Linked DNA regions of Homo sapiens: region 1 is linked to region 2. A link is an interaction called in ENCODE POLR2A ChIA-PET data of the cell type or tissue named here. Cell type or tissue: GM12878. All regions are shown on one strand. Each heading gives the region's core, and the rest is flanking DNA. Links, peaks and the distances in the headings are about the cores only.

Region 1 (10,152 bases), core at 1,206-9,205, 330 kb before region 2:
TTACCATCATCCTTGATGAGCACAGCCATGTAGTCACGAACAAAGGAACTGACGTAGAGCAGGACAGCAGGGGCGGAGCTGGTGCTGAAGCTGAAGGAGACCTCCTCTCCCGTAACGTTGTAGACAGGCCCACGGTAACCGGGCACAGGCCGACCAGGCCGGGGGTAGTCGGGCAGGCGGTACCCGGGGCCATGGTAGCCAGGCACATAGCCCGGAGTATCATAGCCCGGGATGTAGCCAGGCTCATAGCCTGGCACTGGCCGGCTCAGCATGTGGGAGAACTCCCTGGCTGCAGAGCGCAGCGCTGACTGTAGGTTATAGCGCATCCAGGTGCCCGGCTCAAAGAAACCACCAATATCTGCAGGTAGAAGCAGGGAGGTTAGGGCCCCCACACTGCTCACTCCCCAATTCAGAGGTTTTATGTCATCCATACACACATCCTGAGACTTACTTCAGTTTCTGCCACCCTCACAACCCTCCATTTACTTTTAGGTCCCCTTGAGCCCCTCTGTCACAGAACAGAATCTTACAGCCATGGGAAACTGGAGATCATCTGATCCAACCCCTGCATTTTACAAATGGGGAAACAGGCTCAGAGATGAGTAGTGACTTGCTTAAAGACACGCAGTAAGGCCAGGCACAGTGGCTCACACCTGTAATCCCAGCACTTTGGGAGGCCAAGGCAGGCAGATCATCTTGAGGTCAGGAGTTCGAGAACAGCCTGGCCAACATGGCAAAACCCCATCTCTACTAAAAATACAAAACTTAGCTAGGTGTGGTAGTGCATGCCTGTAATCCCAGCTACTATAGGAAAGCCAAGGCAGGAGAATTGCTTGAGCCCAGGGGGCAGAGGTTGCAGTGAGCCAAGATCATGCCACTGCACTCCAGCCTGGGTGATGGGGATATCCTGACCCCATGTAGTATATGTGCCACTACTCACACTTCCAAACCACCACCAGAAATCTGTTGGTCCCTAAGTCTTGTATCTCCCTAGTCCCCCACACTCCTCCCACCAGTAACCCACCTGCTCATATATCCTCCCTATAGGCCAGCCTTAGGGAGGATGCAGTCTTGGCATGTGTGTAGGATCTTGCTATGGGGAATGTCAAGGCTCACCTTAACCAAGAACTGGGTCATTGACATGTTTTAGGAATGCAGCAATCATCAAATACATTGACAAGGGAGTTCGCCTGTGTTACCATGGTGATGGTGGGAAGATGGAGAAGCGATTTGCTTTTTTTTTTTTTGTAGACACAGTCCTTGCTGTGCCCCCCAGGCTGGAGTGCAGTGGCACGATCATAGCTCACTGCAGCCTTGACCTCCTAGGTGCAAGTGATCCTCCCACCTCAGCCTCCCGAGTAGCTAGGCCTAAGTGTGCACCACCATGCCCAGCTAATTAAAAAATTTTGCCAGGCGCTGTGGCTCACGTCTGTAATCCCAGCACTTTGGGAGGCCAAGGTGGGTGGATCACCTGCGGTCAGAAGTTCGTGACCAGCCTGGCAAGCGTGGTGAAACCCCATCTCTACTAAAAATACAAAAATTAGCCGGGTGTGGTGGCACACACTTGTAATCCCAGCTACTTGGAAGGCTGAGGCAGGAGAATCGCTTCAGCCCGGGAGGTGGAGGTTGCAGTGAGCCGAGATCGAGTCATTACACTCCAGCCTGGGCAACAAGAGTGAAACTCAGTCTCAAAAAAAAAAAAGAAAAAAGAAATTATTTTGGCCAGACGCGGTGGCTCACGCCTGTAATCCCAGCACTTTGGGAGTCTGAGGCAGGCAGATCACAAGGTCAAGAGTTCGAGACCAGCCTGGCCAATGTGGTGAAACCCCATCTCCACTAAAAATACAAAAATTAGCCAGGCATGGTGGTGCACATCTGTAGTCCTAGCTACTCGGGAGGCTGAGGCAAAAGAATCGCTTGAACCAGGCGGAGGTTGCAGTGAGCCGAGATCGTGCCACTGTACTCTAGCCTGGGTGACAGAGCGAGATTCCATCTCATAAAAAAAAAAAGAATTTTTTTTGTAGAGACAGGGTCTTGCCATGTTGCCCAGGCTGGTCTCGAACTCCTAGCCTCAAGCAATCCTCCCACCTTGGGCTCCCAAAGCATACTTGGTGATTTTGAGATATTTTTGCACCAGCTATCTGTACCATCCCTTCCTTGTCCATGCCTTTGGAGTCACCCATGATCTTCAACTGCCTAACTCCCCAAACTCAGAGCTCAGGAATCCAGGGACAACTCTAATTTTCCATGATATGGGCTTTACATGCTATTTCCTTCCCTGCCCTCCCTACATCCCATTACACCCTATGGCTCCCTGTTGCCCCATAACCAGCAGCACTTACCGTGGTTGCAGTATGGCCCATCAAAAGCCGTGAGGTCACAGTCACACGTGTAGTAGCTATAGCGCTCCACGCAGCGGCCTCCATGGAAACAGGGGAGCCGAGGGTGGGCACAGTGGCCTGTGCAGTTGGGTGAGGTACCCTCAGAGGCATTGGCACGGCCCTCCAGGTTCAGAGTCACTCCGTTCAGACGCATGGCCCTCAAGCAACCCACAAAGGGGCGTCTCTTAAGCTCTGCAGATCCTGGGAAGGGTAGGCAACAGGTCAAGAAATGGAGGCAGGGCCAGGCGCGGTGGCTCACGCCTGTAATCCCAGCACTTTGGGAGGCCGAGGCGGGCGAATCACGAGCTCAGGAGATCGAGACCATCCTGGCTAACATGATGAAACCCCGTCTCTACTAAAAAATACAAAAAAAATTAGCTGGGCACGGTGGCGGGCGCCTGTAGTCCCAGCTACTCGGGAGGCTGAGGCAGGAGAACTGCTTGAACCCAGGAGGCGGAGCTTGCAGTGGGCCGAGATCGTGCCACTGCACTCCAGCCTGGGTGACAGAGCGAGACTCCGTCTCAAAAAAAAAAAAAAAAGAAAAGAAATGGAGGCAGAGCCAGAGACAGGATGAAGTATTGTAGTTGGAAAGGGAGCCAAGAGGGCTGGAAGAATAGAATAGGATACAAAGGCCTGGAGGGACAAGTGAGACACTGGCTTGCTCTGAAGCAGAGGGGACTGGCACCTAAGACAGGAGGCTCCTGGAAACAAGGCGAGTGGCCTTGGAGGATGGGGAGGTAAAGGAGGCTTCAGACTTGCCTCTGGGTTGCTGCTTACCCACATAGAGGGGCTGGTCATACTCCATCCAGATGTAGGTCTGCAGTGGCATAGGCCGCAGAACCCAGGGCCGGTGATCCACTCGGAGCCGGGCCTGCTTCACGTTGATTTCAGCCCGGACCAGGTGCCACTCGTCATCATTGAACTCAAAGTCGTCTGAGTGTACTGTGAGGTTCTCATCCCCATTCCCCACATCAAAGGCGAAGACCACATCCCGGGATGCTGGACAGTGTGATGCAGGGTAGGGGAGAAAAGGACTCAGACCTACAAGACCCTTCATAGATCCTTGCCCAATATAACCTCTTTCCCTCACCTCTTTGGAGCTTCTTGAATATCCCTCCAATTTGTCTGTAGCTTGCATTGAAACTTACCAGCTGCTTAAAAACCTCATACCCTTTGTCTCTCCCCACATCACAGATCCCTGAAGCCAGCTTCCCAGCCTCACTTCCCAGGCTAGAAGCATGGCTAATCAGCGGTGAGAGGGACTCGAAGGTCCAGCTTCCTTATGGCACAAGGAAGGGGCTTAAGGCCAAGAGAGGCCAAGTGAATGCCTAGGGTCACCCAGCCAGCCGTCAAGACCGAGTGAGGGCTAGAACATAGGGTATCTCAACCCTTCCCATGCTGCCTGTCAAAAGGGCATCTGCCCTTGGCTCCAACCCCAGCCTACCCCTGTCTCCCCAGACAGCACTTTCATCTACCCCGAGGCCCTCCCACAGTCTGCCTGCTCACTGTTGAGTTCCACCCGCACATAAGGTCGGCGCCACTGGCAGTAAGGGCCCCCCATATTCTCTAGGAAGACCCCCGAGGGAGCAGAGGTCCTGAAGTAGAAGGAGACATCCAGGCTGTGGTTGGCACGGATTGGGGGGAAGCGTAGTGCAGCCCCGGTGTGGAAGGAAATGGTGTTCCAGGAATTTCCTAGAAAAGCAGATGGAGGAAGGTCTTGTCAGGGAGATTGGAGGGTGGAGGAGGAAGAGAACCTGGGGTTGGGGGCAGGGAAGGTTGGGCAAAGGGGGAGGGTTTGAGGTGACGGAGGGGAGACTAAGGAGTGGAATGAAAGAGGAGCCAGGTGCAGAGGGGTAATGAGATCGCATCACAGCAGGAGCTGGGGGTCGGGCACCCCAGCTAGAGACCACCAGTGACATGCGGCCTAGATTTTGGAAACTGGAGAGTCAGCTCTGGGAGGGCACACAAAAGGGGACTGCCACTCACGATCGCCATAGCAGCGCAGAGGCCTCAGGAAGAACTGGGCCTCAGAAGTGGAGCGGTTCGTATCCCCTATCACTACCTGAGTGACAGGCAGATGGTCCACAAAGGTCAGCAGTCCCTTGTCAGTTCTCCTGTGGGGGCAGGATGTCATGGCTCAGCCCCAGCCACTCAGCTCCTCCCACTCCCGGAGTCCTAAAAACCCTGTCCCTTTGCCCCCTCACCACTGGGGCTGGTCAGCGTCACAGTTGCAGTACAAGGCAGGGTCCACACAGCTCCGGTCCAGACCACAGGCACAGCGCTGGATCCCAGGCTGGGAGCCTCCCCAGTAGAAGTGCTGCTCCTCATTTCGGCCAATCCAAAAGCTGTAGGGGTAGCCTCCTGGGGAAGAGGTGCAGGCAGCTTCCAGGCCCTGTCCCTCCATTAGCCTCTGGGCTCCTCTCGCCCTTCCAGCGAGTTCAGACCCCTCCTTGAATCTTCCAACCCAAGGCCCCAGCTGGCTCTCTGGCTTCCTTCTCCCAGGCCCCCATTGGTGTCTCCTCCAGTTCCGCCACCTCCCTGACCCCAGCCCTAACCTGCAGTGTTGAGCAGCCGGGAATTGTAGCAGGAGAACTCGATCCACTGTTCACAATGCTGGGAAGCATTGGCAAGGGCACTGACTTCCTCCCAGGATGCATTCCAGTACTGGATAGCCCCCAGGAATGGCCGCTCCATGCTGGAACCTGTCACTCGAGTTGTCCACAGCCTGTCATGCCGCACAACTGTCCACGCTCGGTTCTCTGGCAGACAAGAGGGGACAGAGCTTTGGCTGGAGTTGGGCATTCTCTACCCATCTCCCTGCCCACCTCCACCACCGCTGCTGCAACTCAGAGCCACTGAACGTGGCCAGCAGCTCCATTCCACCTCTGCCCTGGGCACTCTGCATTGTAGGCTGGAAATAAGATAGCTGGAATGGGTAAGGAAGCTGGGATATACTTTTTTTTTTTTTTTTTTTGAGATGAAGTCTCGCTCTGTTGCCCAGGCTGGAGTCCAATGGCGCTATCTCAGCTCACTGCAACCTCCACCTCCCAGGTTCAAGTGATTCTCCTGCCTCAACCTCCCGAGTAGCTTCCCAAAGTGCTGGGATTACAGGTGTGAGCCACCACGCCTGGCTTGGGATTTACTTTTAAGGCTAGGTTACAAATTCCTCAGTATGCCCTTCCCCTCTGTCCTCCTTTACCCTCACTTGTTTAGTCTAACTGGCCCCCACCCACCACTCTATCCTTCCTGGTTCTCCCCTCACCCCCTCACCACCCAACAGAGACACTTACCTCGGATATCACAGTACACTACAAATGGCTTCAGGGGGCCACTGCCATCAGGATCAATGGTGAAGTTTCCAGAAGTTTTCCCACTGAGCCGATAAGCCTCACAGGATTCCTTATACAAAGCTGGCAGATAATAGGTTGAGACAAAGGCAGTTAGAGAGTTAGAGGGCTGGCCAGGTGCGGCGGCTCGGGCCTGTAATCCCAGCACTTTGGGAGGCCGGGGTGGTGCATCACCCGAGGTCAGGAGTTCGAGACCAGCCTGGCCAACATGGTGAAACCCCATCTCTAATAAAAATATAAAAATTAGCTAGGCGTGGTGGTGTGCACCTGTAGTCCCAGCTACTTAGGAGGCTGAGGCAGGAGAATCGCTTGAACCCAGGAGGCAGAGGTTGCAGCGAGCCCAGATGGCACCACTGCACTCTAGCCTGGGCAACAGAGCAAGACTCTGTCTCAAAAAAACCAAAAACAAAAAGCGAGAGGGCTGGAAGGGCCATCCTCGCCATCTCTAGCAGCCTGATGATCCCCAGCAACCTTCTATTGACCTCCCTTGTCCCTGACTCCCCCCATACCACATCTGGCTTACGTGTGTGGCAGGTCTCTCCCTTGTAGCCCGTCAGTTCGCAGTAGCAAATGAAGTCATCCCAAGACTGGTAGCAGCGTCCATCATGCTCACACATGTTAGGGCTGCACCTAGGGAAGGGGTCAGGACCAAGGGAAGGAGCCTTACTGGGAGCTGGAGAGTGGGGTCTGATCCCTGCAAGCTTCACTCCCAGCTCCTTGAAGCCCCAGAACCCGGTGAGACACACCCCGCCTAGCCAGCCGGGTATAAGCGCAGATGCAGGGGCACTAGGCAGTCCTCAGGGCTCAAGTACTACTATTCCCCCTTCCTGAAAACATCAAAACATGCCTTATTCTACCCCTATCATCCCCCTAGCACAAAAAACCCCTCTAGGACCAAAAGCAAATGTGTCATTTCCATCCTGAGCATGTATCACCTTAAGGGAAGAAATAGGAGGTAAGAGATCAAAGAAGAATCATCCCCAAGCAGGGGACTAAGGAGCAGAGACAAGGAGAAGGGAGATTATTGAAAGAGGCCATTCCTACTGGGAGACCAGGGAAGAGGGCTTTGGAGGGGTCATCTCTTGTTAGGGGCTTCTGGGTACCTATCAGTGATGCCACATGTATCAAAGAGGACCTCAGCATAGAATCCAAGCCGCCGGCCCTCCACCAGAGTCAGGTTGACCAGTTGACCATCCACCTTGAGCAGCTCCATGCAGCCATGGAATGCCGTCTGGTTGGAGTGGCAGTCCCATCGACTGGCTGGCTTGGGACAACCTGGAGCAACCACCCCTGTGAGATCCTCCCCAGGGGAGACCCCAAAGACCCTCCCCCAGGGACATGCTGAGGGGGAGCCAGACATAAAGGAAGAAAGGGGACTACAACCAAAGTGTAGATGGCAATGACCTTCCACTCCCTGAGGCCCCAGAGGGGAAGAGGGCTTGATCCCTCCAAAATTCTCCATGTGGCCCCATCTGGGTGGACTTAGATGGAGCCTTCCCACCCAGAAACAGAGGTCTGGTCAGGTTGGCCCCCACTTACCCCCAAAGAAATATGAGGTCCCTGTCCGGATCAGCAACGGGTATGAGACCCTGACCTCTGCCCCTTCCACATCATCAATGCTGATAACTGCATGGTTTTCCTGTGCCACAAAATTCACCTCGTGCCAAAAGCCGTCATTCAGTCGGTACCCTGGACAAGAATGGATGATGGTGTGGGTGGAGGGAAGCAGCAACTAGGGTAGAAGAATGTTCTGAGTGGGGAAGCAGCAGCCCCACTGTGTCCCAGTAGCAGCCTGTGTGCCCCCGTGATTACACTTCTCACACCCAGTGGAGACCTCTCTGAATGTCTCTTCATTATCCATGACCCAGCAACTGCCACAGAGTCTGCACAGTTATAAACGAGTAACCAAATCTCCAGGGGCCTTCTGGAACTGGAGAATACCAGGACTCCCAGGCTTCCCCCTTCTCCAAGAATACTTAGTCCCTCAGATTCGCCTCCTCACTGCCTCTAGCCACTCCCACCTTTTCCCAGTACCCTGGGGCCTCCTGCCCTGCCCCCTTCACTCCTCTCCCCTCTCCAGAATGTAAAGGCCTCAGTCCAGGCCTACAACTTTCCTGGGATCCTCTACACTTCTCTTCTCTTCTTGTGCCTCCCCCGAAACGCCCTCACCAGCAGCGAACTGAAGCTTCTTTCGGCCGCTCTGCGCGATGGACACGTTGACCTGCCCTTCGCTGAGCGTCAGCTCCACGTGGCCCAGCCCGTCCCCCAGACGGGAGAAAAGGAGAAGCCCGGTGAGGTCCCAGGTGCGGAAGCGAAATGAGACTGCCAGGCGGCCACGGCGTGGGAAACCGGGCACTTGAACGAAGTTGTGAGGGCCTCCGAAGTTGATAGGGTGCGGTACCGGGTCCAGGCAACGAAAAGCCACCTTACCCTAGGGGCAAAAGTGAAGACGCATCAACACCCGTGAGCCGCCTCTGCCTCAGCTGGGAATTCAGTTTTCACACCGGTCTAAGACCCTGGTCACCGCCCTCCTTCGGTGTTGGCGGGGGTGAGATCTCCAACCATGACGTGACCTCTTCCCCTCCAAGCTCGTCCATCTGTGGAGGGGGCCCCAACCCAGTCGGCCCTCGGAACTCTGCTCGCTTGCTCTCGCTGATCTCCACCGTCTGCGATTCGACCGCTTCTCTCCTTCCAGTATCGAGAGGCAATTTTGGACCACAGACCTGGCTCCTGCCAGCTTCCCAACAGAGCTCCAGAGTCGGAGAGGGTTGAGGGGGGCATATCAGAGAAGCCATCGGTTCAAGTCCCTACTCAGCCACCGTGCAGCTGCACGACCCCTGGACAAGCCACTCCCTGTGTCTGCGCCTTACTTTCTTCATCTATGAACTAAGAAGGTGATTGGACCCGACCACTGCTTCTTAACTAGGGGCCTGCGTGGCTCATGCACCTCAGGTGAGACCCGCTCCCCTCCCAACTTGAGCATCTGGCTGGGGACAGAGGGATTCTCCGCTTTTATCTGATGTTCAATATCTCTTCCCGCTCCACCTCTTTGCTTTCCACGACGCTTTGATATCCTGTCCTCCCAGACCCCCCTGCCCACTGGCCTCGAAGGTGATCCGGGAATGGCGCCGCACGGCCAGGTCTGCGATGTTGACGCGGTTGAAGATTACGTTTTCTATGCAGCCGCGGAAGTTATGCCGATAGGCCAGGTTCTTCCGCGCGGCGCCCACCAGACCTCCGATGAACATCTGCGGGAGGCGTGGGGAATGAGGCCTCTTGGGCACAGGAGGGCGCCTGCCTTTCTCGCGCGTCCCCGCCGTATGCTTTCCCAAATGCCAGATGGGGTTTTGTAAAAGACTTAAAACACACATTTCCCCAGTGTCGGTACTAAAGCTCGCTAGGCCTTTCAAGGCTTGAGTTCAAGCTCTGACTCCAACACAAATCGGCTGCACGCCCTTGGGCAAGTCAATTAGCCTGCCTGGGATTCTTATCTGCAGATGGGGTCAGGGTCTTTAACAACTCCACAAAGTTGTGGGAGGATCCAAGGGAACAATTTTCCTACCTTGCCTAGTCCCCAAAATCTGAATTTCCAAACCCCATCTCATTAGTTCTGAAATAGTGCCTGGGAGTCTGCATGCTAACAGCAACAACACCCACAAAAAAAAAAAAAAAAAAAAAAAACAGGCCTTTTTCTGGTGAGTGGCAAGTTTGCCAAGGGCTGCTAGGATATTCAGGAATTGGAATGCGAGGTCTTTGAAAAAAAAAATTTTTTTAAATAGAGGTAGGATGTCACTATGTTGCCCAGGTGAGTCTTGAACACCTGGCCTCAAGCAATCCTCCCACCTCAGCCTCCCAAAGTGCTGGGATTACAGGCATGAGCCACCACCCACAGCCTGAATGCCAGGTCTTTCCTCTGAGAGACAGAGGAAAAGAGAAAGGGAGAGACCGACCTGCACTCACTCATCCAGCATCTACCCTACCACGAAATAGCACCTCCCTAGTCTCTCACCTCAGTGTCCAGGTTCAGCCTCTCGAAGTCTCCATTGAGAATAAAGCGCTGCACATAGCCGTCCAGGGTGAAATTTACATCGCGGCCAAATCGGTCCACCCGCACATAGTGCCAGTGCTGGTCATTGAGGACTCCGCCTGCGCTCACGGTGGTGTGACCTGGTCTTGGCTGGATAGGGCTGCTGCCTGAGGGTGGGGCAGGACAGAGTGAAACCTCAAGCCAGGAGAACTCCATGGAGTCCAAGCTCCTAGGCAGAGCAGCAGCGTGTAACAAAGCCCAGGGCAATCAGGGAGAGTGGGCGAATAGATCAACAGCCATTGGCGAGTGTGTGACAGGGTAAGCCATTTAGCCTGGCTTCCTGTCTGTAAAACTGGGAACACATGAGCTGCTTCTATTTCATGTGCGGGTGTTATGA
Region 2 (11,124 bases), core at 1,739-9,738:
AGGCAGATCACTTGAGGTCAGGAGTTTGAGACCAACCTGGCCAAAATGGTGAAACTCCATCTCTACGAAAAATACAAAAATTAGCCAGGTGTGGTGGCGGGCACCTGTAATCCCAGCTACTTGGGAGGCTGAGGTAAGAGAATGGCTTAAGTTCTCTTTATCTGCTTTATTTCAGTTGCCTCTCTTAGATGAATATTAATGACTTACATAGCATTTTAGATCAGTGGATGTTTTTGTGATTCTTTTATTTGAGCTTTGGCCAAAGATAACAGTACCCACAGGTTTTTTCCAGCTACTCGCTCTTCTCCCTTCAGTGGCCCTCGAGCCTGGAAAATCTGACATGACAATGTGCTTGCTCAACCTACCACTGTTTTTCTTTTGAAAAGTTTGGCAGCCTGTTTCTGACTCCTATGAAGGTGAATTCCTCAGCATTCACAGTTTATTAGAAAAATACTTTGCTTCTCTCCAAACTCGAAATTCAAGATAACCAAACCTATATATAGGCTGATCTTTCAGGATGCAGTTGTCATGTTGATGCCATGCTTTTCAGTATCGTGGCCATCATCTGTTCAGTAGGGGAGGTGTACTTCTGTAATGGGAGGTGGTGGTTATGTGTGTGTGCAAGTGTTTATTTGGTGTCTTAAGTTAGCCTGTGGGAAGTTCTAAATCAGGATGGTACGTGGTTGCCAGCAGAGAGCTGCTCCTCAAGTGAAGGAGGTAGAATCAAAGCCAATAGGAAAGAGCCTCAGATGCTTATATATGTACCGTGGGGATTCAGAGTGAAAGCAGTCATTGGACTAGGGGTGGGGTTAGGGAGAGCCTGTCTGACAGACACAAGAAAGGGATGGATAACGCCACCCAGAGAAAAAAGCATTTTAGGCAAGAACAAATATGAAAAAGGAACAAAGTCTGTGGGTGGGGGGCAAGGAGGAGATAAGTTGACTTGAAGGAAGACAACACTTATGAAAGTCACCTGGAGGCTGGGTGCCATGGCTCATGCCTATAATCGCAGCACTTTGGGAGGCCGAGGTAGGAGGACAACTTGAGCCCAGGAGTTCGAGACCATCCTGGGCAACATGGTGAGACTGAGTCTCTACCAAAAAAAAAAAAAAAAGAAAATTATCCAGACATGGTGGCATGTGCCTGTAATCCCAGTTACTCAGGAGGCTGAGGTGGGAGGGTTGCTTGAGCCCAGGAGGTTGAGGCTGCAGTGAGCTGTGATCGTATTATTGCACTCCAGCCTGGGTAACAGAGCAAGACCCTGTCTCAAAAAATGAAAGTCATCTGTAGGCTGGAGAGAGGAACTGGAAGGGGCTAAAGTTGGCTGAGTAGTTACAGAGCCTGAGATAAGGGTAAAGATTTTGCATTGGACAATGAGATGTTAGTGTGTGTTTTTGAGCTGGGGAGTGCTGTGATTTTACTCTTATTGAAGAATCACTGAAGGATTATTCTTGAATCAGTGATTCTTGATCATTCTTGAATTTTTCAAACAGCAAAACTGGAAGAGTTGGCCTATTCCTCAGAATATTTTCTAATTGGGCGCAGTGTCCTCACTTGGGAGAACCTGGCTACACACTTTAGTTGTAATTCACTCCAGTCGTTCATTCATTCAATACCTATTTTTTCAGCACCTATTATGAGCCAGACACTATGCTGGATGCCAGGGTTCAGGGTAGGACACGCTAGTGAGCAAAAGCCAAGACTCTTCTTGTCTTCATGGGGCTTTCAGTCCAGCATAGTGGTTATGAGTCCAAGTTAATGGAGTCACAGTACTTGGGTGCAAGTCATGGTGATGGTGATAGAAGGAAGGCATGTGTGAGGGCCAGTGGCAGGCAGGAGCCTGGTGTTTTTGAGGACCTGAAGAAGGAGCAGAGTGAGTGCCAGGAACTTAGCCACCAGCTGGTACCAGCCATACGAGAGGGGCAGAGCCAGCCAGGATGTCGGTCATGCTAGTAATGAGTACAAACACTTACATGCTGCACGCTATTGGGCTCCTGAGTGCTACGTGTTCATTAGCTCGATGAATTTGTACAGCAACCCTGTGAGGTAAGCACTGTTCTCTCCCCTTTCTATAGATGAGGAAATTAAGGCACAAAGAGGATAAATAACTGGCACCAGCTACACGCTAAGTGATCGAAGTGGTGGAACCAGGATTCAAATCCATGCTATTCTGCCTTAAGATAACAAATCTTGTTTTTTAGCCTAAGAACAGAGCAGTCATCAGGAGGGTTTTAAGTAGGGGTGTGGCAAGATCAAGTTTGTGTCTTGAAAAGGTCTCTCTACCCACAGTGTGGAAAATGGCCTGGAGGCAAGCACACAGATGTTGGGAGACAGTTAACAGCTCTTGCCATGGCCCCCTATGCATTTTGGCTCTGATGTTTCTGCCTGATTTTTCTCTTGCCTCTGCCTCTTTTCCTGAGGGGATGGCAGGTTTTACCATTCAGCTGGAGTACAAACCCTGAACCCTTTTTGGTTAAATATCTACTTGCTTTTCCTACAGTATTATTTTGAGTTGCTGTGGCTGTAATGTCTTGAGGGAATCGAGCTTGACAGTAATTTATAGAACAAACAGTTTTTAGAGACTGTGTGGCCCAATTGCCCTCTCAATGTTGGCACTCCTGCCATGACATTTACCATGCTGAGCATGTGACCGCCATCTGAATACCAAATGCCACAGGAACCTGGGAGGTTGTCACTTACTCCTCCCTTTCTCTGAGTCACCTTTGCCCTTCAGTCAGTCACCAAGTCCCATCACATGTAGCTCTGTAATGTCACAGAAGATGGATGTCTGCCTCAAAACACTTACAATGCTGCTACCTAAATTGGGCAGCCACGACCTCCCACCAGGATTATTGCAGCCTGAGGGATCTTTTTGAAATGTAAATCAAACTATCACTTGTCTGTTTAAAGCTTTTCAAAGACTTACCCCATTGCCCTTGGAAGAAAGTGCAGATATCTTGACAGGAGAGCCTTCTCCAGCCTCCTCTTCTGCCGTGGTCTCCTTGTACAGTCTCTACAGTGTACTGCTTCATTAGAACCCTGGAGATTATTATTTGCTAGTTCTGGGCTAAGAACTGGCACCTGGCTTTGTAGAGCTCCTCAGGAGATTCTGAGGCGTATTCAGAGTTGAGCCCTGATCTCTGCTCTGATTTCGAGGTTCTCGTTATATTTATTAATGATCACGAAAAAATTTATTATTATTCTTTGGCCTCACTTTAGCATCATCTGAGGAATTTTTTTTTTTTTTTGACAGAGTTTTGCTCTTGTTGCCCAGGCTGGAGTGCAATGGCGTGATCTCAGCTCACTGCAACCTCCGCCTCCCGGGTTCAAGAGATTCTCCTGCCTCAGCCTCCCAAGTAGCTGAAATTACAGGCATCCACCACCATGCCTGCTAATGTTTTTGTATTTTTTAGTAGAGGTGGGCTTTCACAGTGTTGGTCAGGCTGGTTTTGAACTCCTGACGTCAGCTGATCCACCCACCTAGGCCCCCCAGAGTGCTGGGATTACAGGTGTGAGCCACCGTGCCCAGCCGTAGCTTTCGAAATTTGAAACCTGGTCCCACTGTCAGAGGTTCCAATTTGGCACTGGTTTGGTTCCCAGGCATCTTTCTTGCTGTATATATTTTTTAGTGTCAGCCAGGGTGGAGACCTCTGTATTACTTCATGGGGAAGAATTTGGGAGAAGATGTTGTGAGGAGACAGGTTCTAGTCCTAGAGTGATTTATCCTTTCTCGTACAGATTTCCAGGTATTTGAGGGGCCACTCTTCTGTAATTCATGTTTTTCTCTCCTAACCTCACTCCTGTTGCCTGCATCTTCTTGCTGAGCAAAATATTCAAGGTCTTCAACTCCTCACACCCTGGTTGTCCCTCCCTGGATGTGTTTGGTTGTTTTAGTGTTCCATTTCAATTTTGATACACAGAATTAGAATAGCATCCAGATGTGGGTCTGTTACAGCTAGACTACTAGATCCTTCAAAATCCAAGTACTAGTATGTCTATTAAAATACCATAAGATCACATTGGCTAGTTACAATGGTTGGTTTGTGGGTTACTTAAAAATCAACTAAAATTCTTTTTTTTTTTTTGAGATGGAGTTTTGCTCTTGTTGCCTAGGCTGGAATGCAATGACACAATCTTGGCTCACTGCCACCTCTGCCTCCCAGGTTCAAGCAATTCCCCTGCCTTAGCCTCCTGAGTAGCTGGGATTACAGGCATGTGCCACCATGGCCAGCTAATTCTGTATTTTTAGTAGAGATGAGGTTTTTCCATGTTGGTCAGGCTGGTCTCGAACTCCCGACCTCAGGTGATCCACCTGCCTCAGCCTCCCAAAGTGCTGGGATTACAGGCGTGAGCCACTGAGCCTGGCCAAAATTCCCACTTTCTAATACTCCTGTAGTAGCTGGGTACGGTGGGTCACATCTGTAATCCCAGCACTTTTGGAGGCTGAGGCTGGAGGATCGCTTGAGCCTAGGAGTTCGAGACCAGCCTGGGCAAGATGGCCAGACGCCATCTCTAATTTAAAAAAAAGAAAAAACAAGACTCCTATAGTGGTGAAGAACAGACATTCCGAAAACAGACTGTGCGTTATGATTCCAGCTCCATGCCTTTACTACCTGTGTTGTGACTTTGGATAAATCACTTAAAAATCTTTTTTTTTTTTTTTTTTTTTTGAGACGGAGTCTTGCTCTGCCGCCCAGGCTGGAGTGCAGTGGCGCGATCTCGGCTCACTGCAAGCTCTGCCTCCCAGGTTCACACCATTCTCCTGCCTCAGCCTCCCAAGTAGCTGGGACTGCAGGTGCCCGCCACTACACCTGGCTAATTTTTTGTATTTTTAGTAGAGACGGGGTTTCACCGTGTTAGCCAGGATGGTCTCGATCTCCTGTCCTCGTGATCCACCCGCCTCAGCCTCTCAAAGTGTTGGGATTACAGGCGTGAGCCACCGCACCCGGCCAAATCACTTAAAATTCTGTGCCTCAGTTTCTCCTCTGTAAAGTGGGATAAAAATAGTACCTATCTGATAGGGTTGTTACAATTATGAAATGAGCAAATAAGTATGTCAAGTGTTTAAAACAGCGCCTGGCTTCTTGTAAAAAGTGCTATATAAATCATAGCTATAATCATTACTTATTTCGACTGCTCTTTAACCAAGGTTCTTATTTTTCATCTTTTTCTTTTGTTTTGAATATCACTTAGTGTTTTCACCTTTTACTCTTTTTAGGACCTAGAGCCATCCTAGGTGAAATACGTATGGAGATATTTGATCAGGTCACCACCCAGCTCTCCTGACCTCCCTTCTCTCCTTAAATTAACATGCCAAATCACAGCATCACTGACTCCTTCCCTCCCGATATGATAAGAGTGTGCATTGAAATGCATGTATTTTACTTAGCAGGGAAAGCTGATTAGTGATTATCACACTTAACCCCTAGTGAATCTGATGGATTAACCTGCTTTCCAGGACACTAAGGAAATGGGTTTAAGATAAGAAATATCTGGCTGGGTGCGGTGGCTTTACGCCTGTAATCCCAGCACTTTGGGAGGCCGAGGTGGGCAGATCACGAGGTCAGGTGATTGAGATCATCCTGGCTAACACGATGAAACCCCCTCTTTACTAAAAATACAAAAAATTAGCCGGGTGTGGTGGCGGGCGCCTGGAGTCCCAGCTACTCGGGAGGCTGAGGCAAGAGAATGGTGTGAACCCAGGAGGCAGAGCTTGCAGTGAGCTGAGATTGTGCCCACCGCATTCCAGCCTGGGCAACAGAGTGAGACTACATCTCAAAAAAAAAAAAAAAAAAAGTAAGAAATGTCCATGAAAGGGAGACCCTGGGGGAAAGGAACAATAACTGCAGCTCTGAGGATCTGGCACCAGCAGCACCAGCACAGAGGGATGCTGTACAACCATTATTGATTTTAACTTTACAACAGTTCTTCAAAGGAGAGAGAGTTCCCTGTTTTACTGAAGAGAAAGCCCATTTGGTAGTGAAATACCATTCCCAAAGACAAATAGCTAATAAATGTCAGGCAGGGTTTTGCACCCAGGCCCATCCAGCTCCCGTCTCTACTGTCCTTTCCCCCACACCACACTGATACAGAGGAATGTGTCTGGTTGGGGAAGTGGAAGTGTTCCCAAGTGGGGAGGTCATCTGATGCACAAATTTGGTCTGTTTTGTGGGTTTTCTTGTTTTAGTTTTAGTTTTTGTAGAGCTCAGACCTGTTCTTAGGCAGCTTTAACAATCAACTGTGCACTCAGTAATTGACAAATCATGTTTGTTACTTTTAATTTAGAGGGAATTAGGTTTGTTAAGCTCTTGCTCCTTCTTTAGAGATGGGGTCTAGCTCTGTCACCCAGGCTGGAGCGCAGTGGTATGATCACAGCTCACTGCAGTCTCAATCTGCTCAAGTGATCCTCCTGCCTCAGCCTCCATGGGACTACAAGCATGGGCCACCATGCTAGGCTAATTTTAAAAAAATTTTTTTGTAGAGGCAAGGTCTCACGGTGTTGCCCAGGCTGGTCTTGAACTCCTGAGCTCAAGCAATCCCTCTTCCACCTTGGCCTCTCAAAGTGCTAGAATTATAGGCATGAGCCACCATGCCTGGCCTTTACTTCTTTCATATATTCAAATTTTGTCATATTAGTAGGGAACTATAACTCAAGTTTTCTTATAGATTGATGTTCATTTTTACAAGCTTGATCGTCATTGGTTTTTAATTTTAAAGCAAATCCTGTTATATGTAATTGAACATTACAGTAATTATAGTAATTTGTTTCAGATTGGGCACTCAAGTGTTAATATTTTGTCTCTTTAGGAAATCAAAACTAGATTTATATATAGACTTCTTATTGCAAGTATCTAGTCTTAAATCTTACAAAGGTACTATTTGGACTTAAAACTATGAAATTGTGTGCTTACTATATAAGTGTACTTATTTTGAGTTATGTTTTAAACTTGAAATTCCATTCTTAATGTCTAGAGTAATTATGAATGGTTAAATTATGAATGACTCTAATAGTTTAAAGCTACAGTATTTATTTATTTATTTATTTAATTTATTTTTTGAGATGGAGTTTCGCTCTTGTCGCCCAGGCTGGAGTGTAGTGGCACCATCTTGGTTCACTGCAACCTCTGCCTCGCGGGTTCAAGTGATTCTCCTGCCTCAGCCTCCCAAGTGGCTGGGATTACAGGTGTATTTCACCATGCCTGGCTAATTTTTGTATTTTTAGTAGAGACAGGCTTTTGCCATGTTAGCCTGGCTGGTCTCGAACTCCTGACCTCAGGTGACCTACCCTCCTCAGCCTCCCAAGGATTACAAGCATGAGCCACCACACCTGGCCTACAGTATTTTAATGTGGACTCTCTGTCATCCATTATGCTGTTTATCCTGTGGTGAAAATTTTATGAAGATTGAATGTTTTTCTCTAGCGTGAATTGCTTTCTCTTACTTTTCTCATTTTTTTCCTTCCTAATCTACTTGCAGATACTTCAGATTATTTTTAGAACGTGGTATGGTGAGAACAAATAAATTGGGGTTTCCAAATCTTAATAAATTATGTGGCCCTCAGTGGGATTAGCAGGGTTGTATTGAAAACACCAATAGAAACAAAATAGTTCTTTTATGCGCTTTAAATAAAAATTTCTTTTCAGGCCAGGCGCAGTGGCTCACACCTGTAATCCCAGCACCCTGGGAGGCTGAGGCAGGCAGATCACCTCAGGTCAGGAGTTTAAGACAAGCCTGGCCAACATGGTGAAGCGCCGTCTCTACTAAAAATACAAAAATTAGCCGGGTATGATGGCGCATGCCTGTAATCCCAGCTACTCCAGAGGCTGAGGCATGAGAATCACTTGAACTCAGGAGATGGAGGTTGCAGTGAGCTGAGATGGTGCCACTGCACTCTAGCCTGGGCAACAGAGTGAGATTCTGTCTCAAACAACAACAACAACAATAACAAAACATCTCTTTTCAGGCCAGGTACTGTGGCTCACGCCTGTAATCCCAGCACTTTGGGAGGCCAAAACAGGAGGGTCGCTTGAGACCAGGAGTTTGAGACCAGCTTGGGCAGCTGGTCTCTATTTGAACAAACAAACAAACAAACACAATACTCTTTTCATAGAAAAATGTTTACTACACAATAAACTTTAAAAGAATATGCAGCTGTATTAATGCTATGACTCCAATGTAAAAAAAAAAAAATATATATATATATATACACACACACAAACACATTCTGAAATAGATTTAAAGGAATTACATCAACATGTCAATTTTTATTTTTTCGGAGACAGGGTCTCGCTGTGTCACCCAAGCTGGAGTACAGTGGTGCAATCACAGCTCACTGCAGCCTTGACTTCCTGGCCTCAAGTGATCCTCCCCCCTCAGCCTCCCAAAGTGCTGGGGTCACAGACCACCACACCTGGCAACATGTCAGTTTTTGTTCTGCATAGTGGGATGGTGGGATATGGATGTTTTTATCTTTTATTTTCTTTTTTATATTTTTCTAAATTTTCCACATTGAACATTATTTTATAATCTTTCAAACATATCTCTTAAAAGGACTGGTTCCTATAGAATTCAGTGCAAGAAATCTTCTGTGTTTCTTTATACTTTGGTTGCCTTGATCACTGGGCCTTTCCTGACAGCAAAGAAGAGGTTAGTGTAGGCAGCAGATAAAACACAGGTATGCTCTATTTAAAATGCATGTATTTATAATAAAAGTATAGGTGGTACCCAAAGGAAAATGTCATGACACATTGCAAAGTGGAACAGAAGTTATCTTTAGATCACTTTCTGTTCTGGATTATTGTATGAGCCTGATTTTCGTCTCTCTTTCCGCCTTCCCTCACCCTCGTTGTAAATCCACTAGTGCATGGATGTGAAGTACAAGTCTTAACTTTAAAAAGTTTTATGAAGCTGTGTAGTAAATCCCTTTTGTAAGTGGTCTTGACTGCGTTTCTCAATATATCTTTTGGTTTCATTAGATTCAAGTATATAAATGAGAACTGTAACTTTGGACAGACTTTTTCAGTCATCTTTACGGTAATAAGTTCCCAATTAGACAATAGTTATTTGTTTTATGACTTGCTGTTGGTAGGTTATCCCCAAGGGACTGAGAAATTCCTGTTTTGAAAAGTCCAAAAAGTCTTTGATGACTTGCTGTTTCATTTTTTTCTTTTCTCTTCAGTTATAGAAAACAGGATTACACCCACCTTGCCTTTGTACAGTGCATCTACTATCTGCTGACTTAACCTGAGTAAATGCTTTGAATTGAGCCCCATATAATGTCCTAAGGCAGCCTATATGGAGTAATGAATTGTCTTCTCTCTTATGCACCCAGAGTGGTAGTTGGCACTCAAGTTGTTCCTCAGATAACTTTGTGTGTTCTGGGGCTCAATGAAGTAGTTATTAAGTCACAGGCTTGGGGAGAACATTCATCCTATGGCATTGAATGAAGTGTTGCCCAATTCTAGAATGTCTAATAAAATTTTTTTAAAAACCCACAGGCTTAGAATTATTCCGTAGATATGAAGTAATGTAGTTAGAACTTAGTGGAGTTCTTTAGATTAACTTGTAATTTGAAAAACCAAAATTGAAATTGTGAAATAACATGGGCTCTTTGAGGTCTTTTCCAGTAAAACAGTTACAGTAAAGCTGCTTGGCAGTGATTTTCCTAGACACTTTGGCTAGTCATCTCCTGTGACTGCTGTTAATTAAATATGGTTTGTAGCTAAGCAGCCTGTAAGGAGAAGACTATGGAAGTATTTGCATATTCTCTCCTTGAAAATACTACCTGGTCTTTGGCTTTAAGTTATACTTTTATTTTCCCCTGTAGAATAACTATTAAAGTATTACCTATGGTGATTAGACTAAGAAGTAAAACATGAAATCAGTCATTGTTGGTGCCCTGGTGCCTTCTTTTTTTTTTTTTTGAGACAGAGTCTCACTCTGTTGCCCAGGCTGGAGTGCAATGGCACGATCTTGGCTCACTGCAACCTCTGCCTCCCAGGTTCAAGCGATTCTCCTGCCTCAGCCTCCCAAGTAGCTGAGACTACAGGCGCCCACCACCACGCCTGGCTAATTTTTGAATTTTTAGTAGAGACAGGGTTTCACTATATTGGCTAGGCTGGTCTCAAACTCCTGACCTTGTGATCCGCCCACCTCAGCCTCCCAAAGTGCTGGGATTATAGGTGTTAGCCACTGTGCCCAGCCTGGTGCTTTAATTTTATGGAAAAAACTACTAGCTGGTTTCTGTTTTAAGAAATAACACAGGCCGGGTGCCATGACTTGCGCTTGTACTCCCAGCAGTTTGGGAGGCCGAGGCGGGCGGATCACGAGGTCAGGAGTTTGAGACCAGCCTGGCCAACATAGTGAAACCCCGTCTCTACTAAAAATACAAAAATTAGCCGGGCGTGGTGGGGCATGCCTGTAGTCCCAGCTACTCGGGAGGCTGAGGCAGGAGAATCGCTTGAACCTGGGAGGTGGAGGCTGCAGTGAGCCAAGATCGCCCCACTGCACACCAGCCCGGGTGACAGTATTTCATCTCAAAAAAAAAAAAAAAAAAAAGAACACAATTATTGTACTACTTACTAGCCCTCCTCTGTCCCCAGCTAAAAATAAGAACAGCAACAACCAAAAAATCCTTAGTTATGTACTGGAAATGAATTAGATAATTTTCAATAACTTACACGTTTTTAGGATATGTTAGTTTGAAAATGCAAATATTCATGCATGACCCCAGTGTTAATCTATGATGGAGCAGGTATAGTGGGATGCTGTTTCATGATTTAATTTGGACCTTCAGGGAGTAGACTGTGATGCCTCTGCATTTGTATCCAAGACAAATAATTAAATAGTCTATTTTTGGCTGGGCATGATGCCTCATGCCTGCAGTCCCAGCACTTTGGGAGGCTGAGGTGGGAGGATCGCTTGAGGCCAGGAGTTCAAGATCAGTCTGGGCAACAAAATGAGACCTTGTCTCTACAAAAACTACAAAAAATTAGCTGAACATTGTGGCTTGTGCCCCTAGTCCCAGCTACTCAGGTCCCTGAGTTAGGAGGATTGCTTGAGCCCAGGAGTTGGAGGTTACAGTGATCTATATTTGCCACTGCACTCCAGCCTGGGTGACAGAGA

Evidence for each region. Peaks named below come from ENCODE experiments on the same cell type or tissue, not always from the same donor. Only the 100,000 strongest peaks of a DNase experiment are listed, where the experiment ranks them.
Region 1: POLR2A ChIA-PET joins it to region 2 with 5 read pairs; 2 of 35 experiments call an interaction of 5 or more read pairs at or near these places.

What each region holds. Positions count from the first base shown.
Region 1 is chr17:42,685,727-42,695,878 of GRCh38, reverse strand. CNTNAP1 (contactin associated protein 1) reads right to left here. Exons shown (of 24, transcript NM_003632.3): 6 at 9,738-9,922; 7 at 8,833-8,976; 8 at 7,898-8,159; 9 at 7,268-7,417; 10 at 6,832-7,003; 11 at 6,252-6,358; 12 at 5,672-5,791; 13 at 4,937-5,140; 14 at 4,586-4,742; 15 at 4,368-4,495; 16 at 3,888-4,073; 17 at 3,159-3,380; 18 at 2,343-2,582; 19 at 5-358. Among named protein-coding and RNA genes, the nearest start is that of CNTNAP1, 8.3 kb to the right of the region's middle. RefSeq lists enhancers at 4,479-4,978, 7,619-8,147. In GM12878, for the core only: no CTCF peak of the experiment used is centred there; no DNase peak of the experiment used is centred there.
Region 2 is chr17:42,353,606-42,364,729 of GRCh38, reverse strand. All of the region lies in intron 1 of STAT3 (signal transducer and activator of transcription 3), which reads left to right. Among named protein-coding and RNA genes, the nearest start is that of STAT3, 29 kb to the left of the region's middle. In GM12878, for the core only: no CTCF peak of the experiment used is centred there; no DNase peak of the experiment used is centred there; H3K4me3 peaks cover 657 bases; H3K27ac peaks cover 2,589 bases.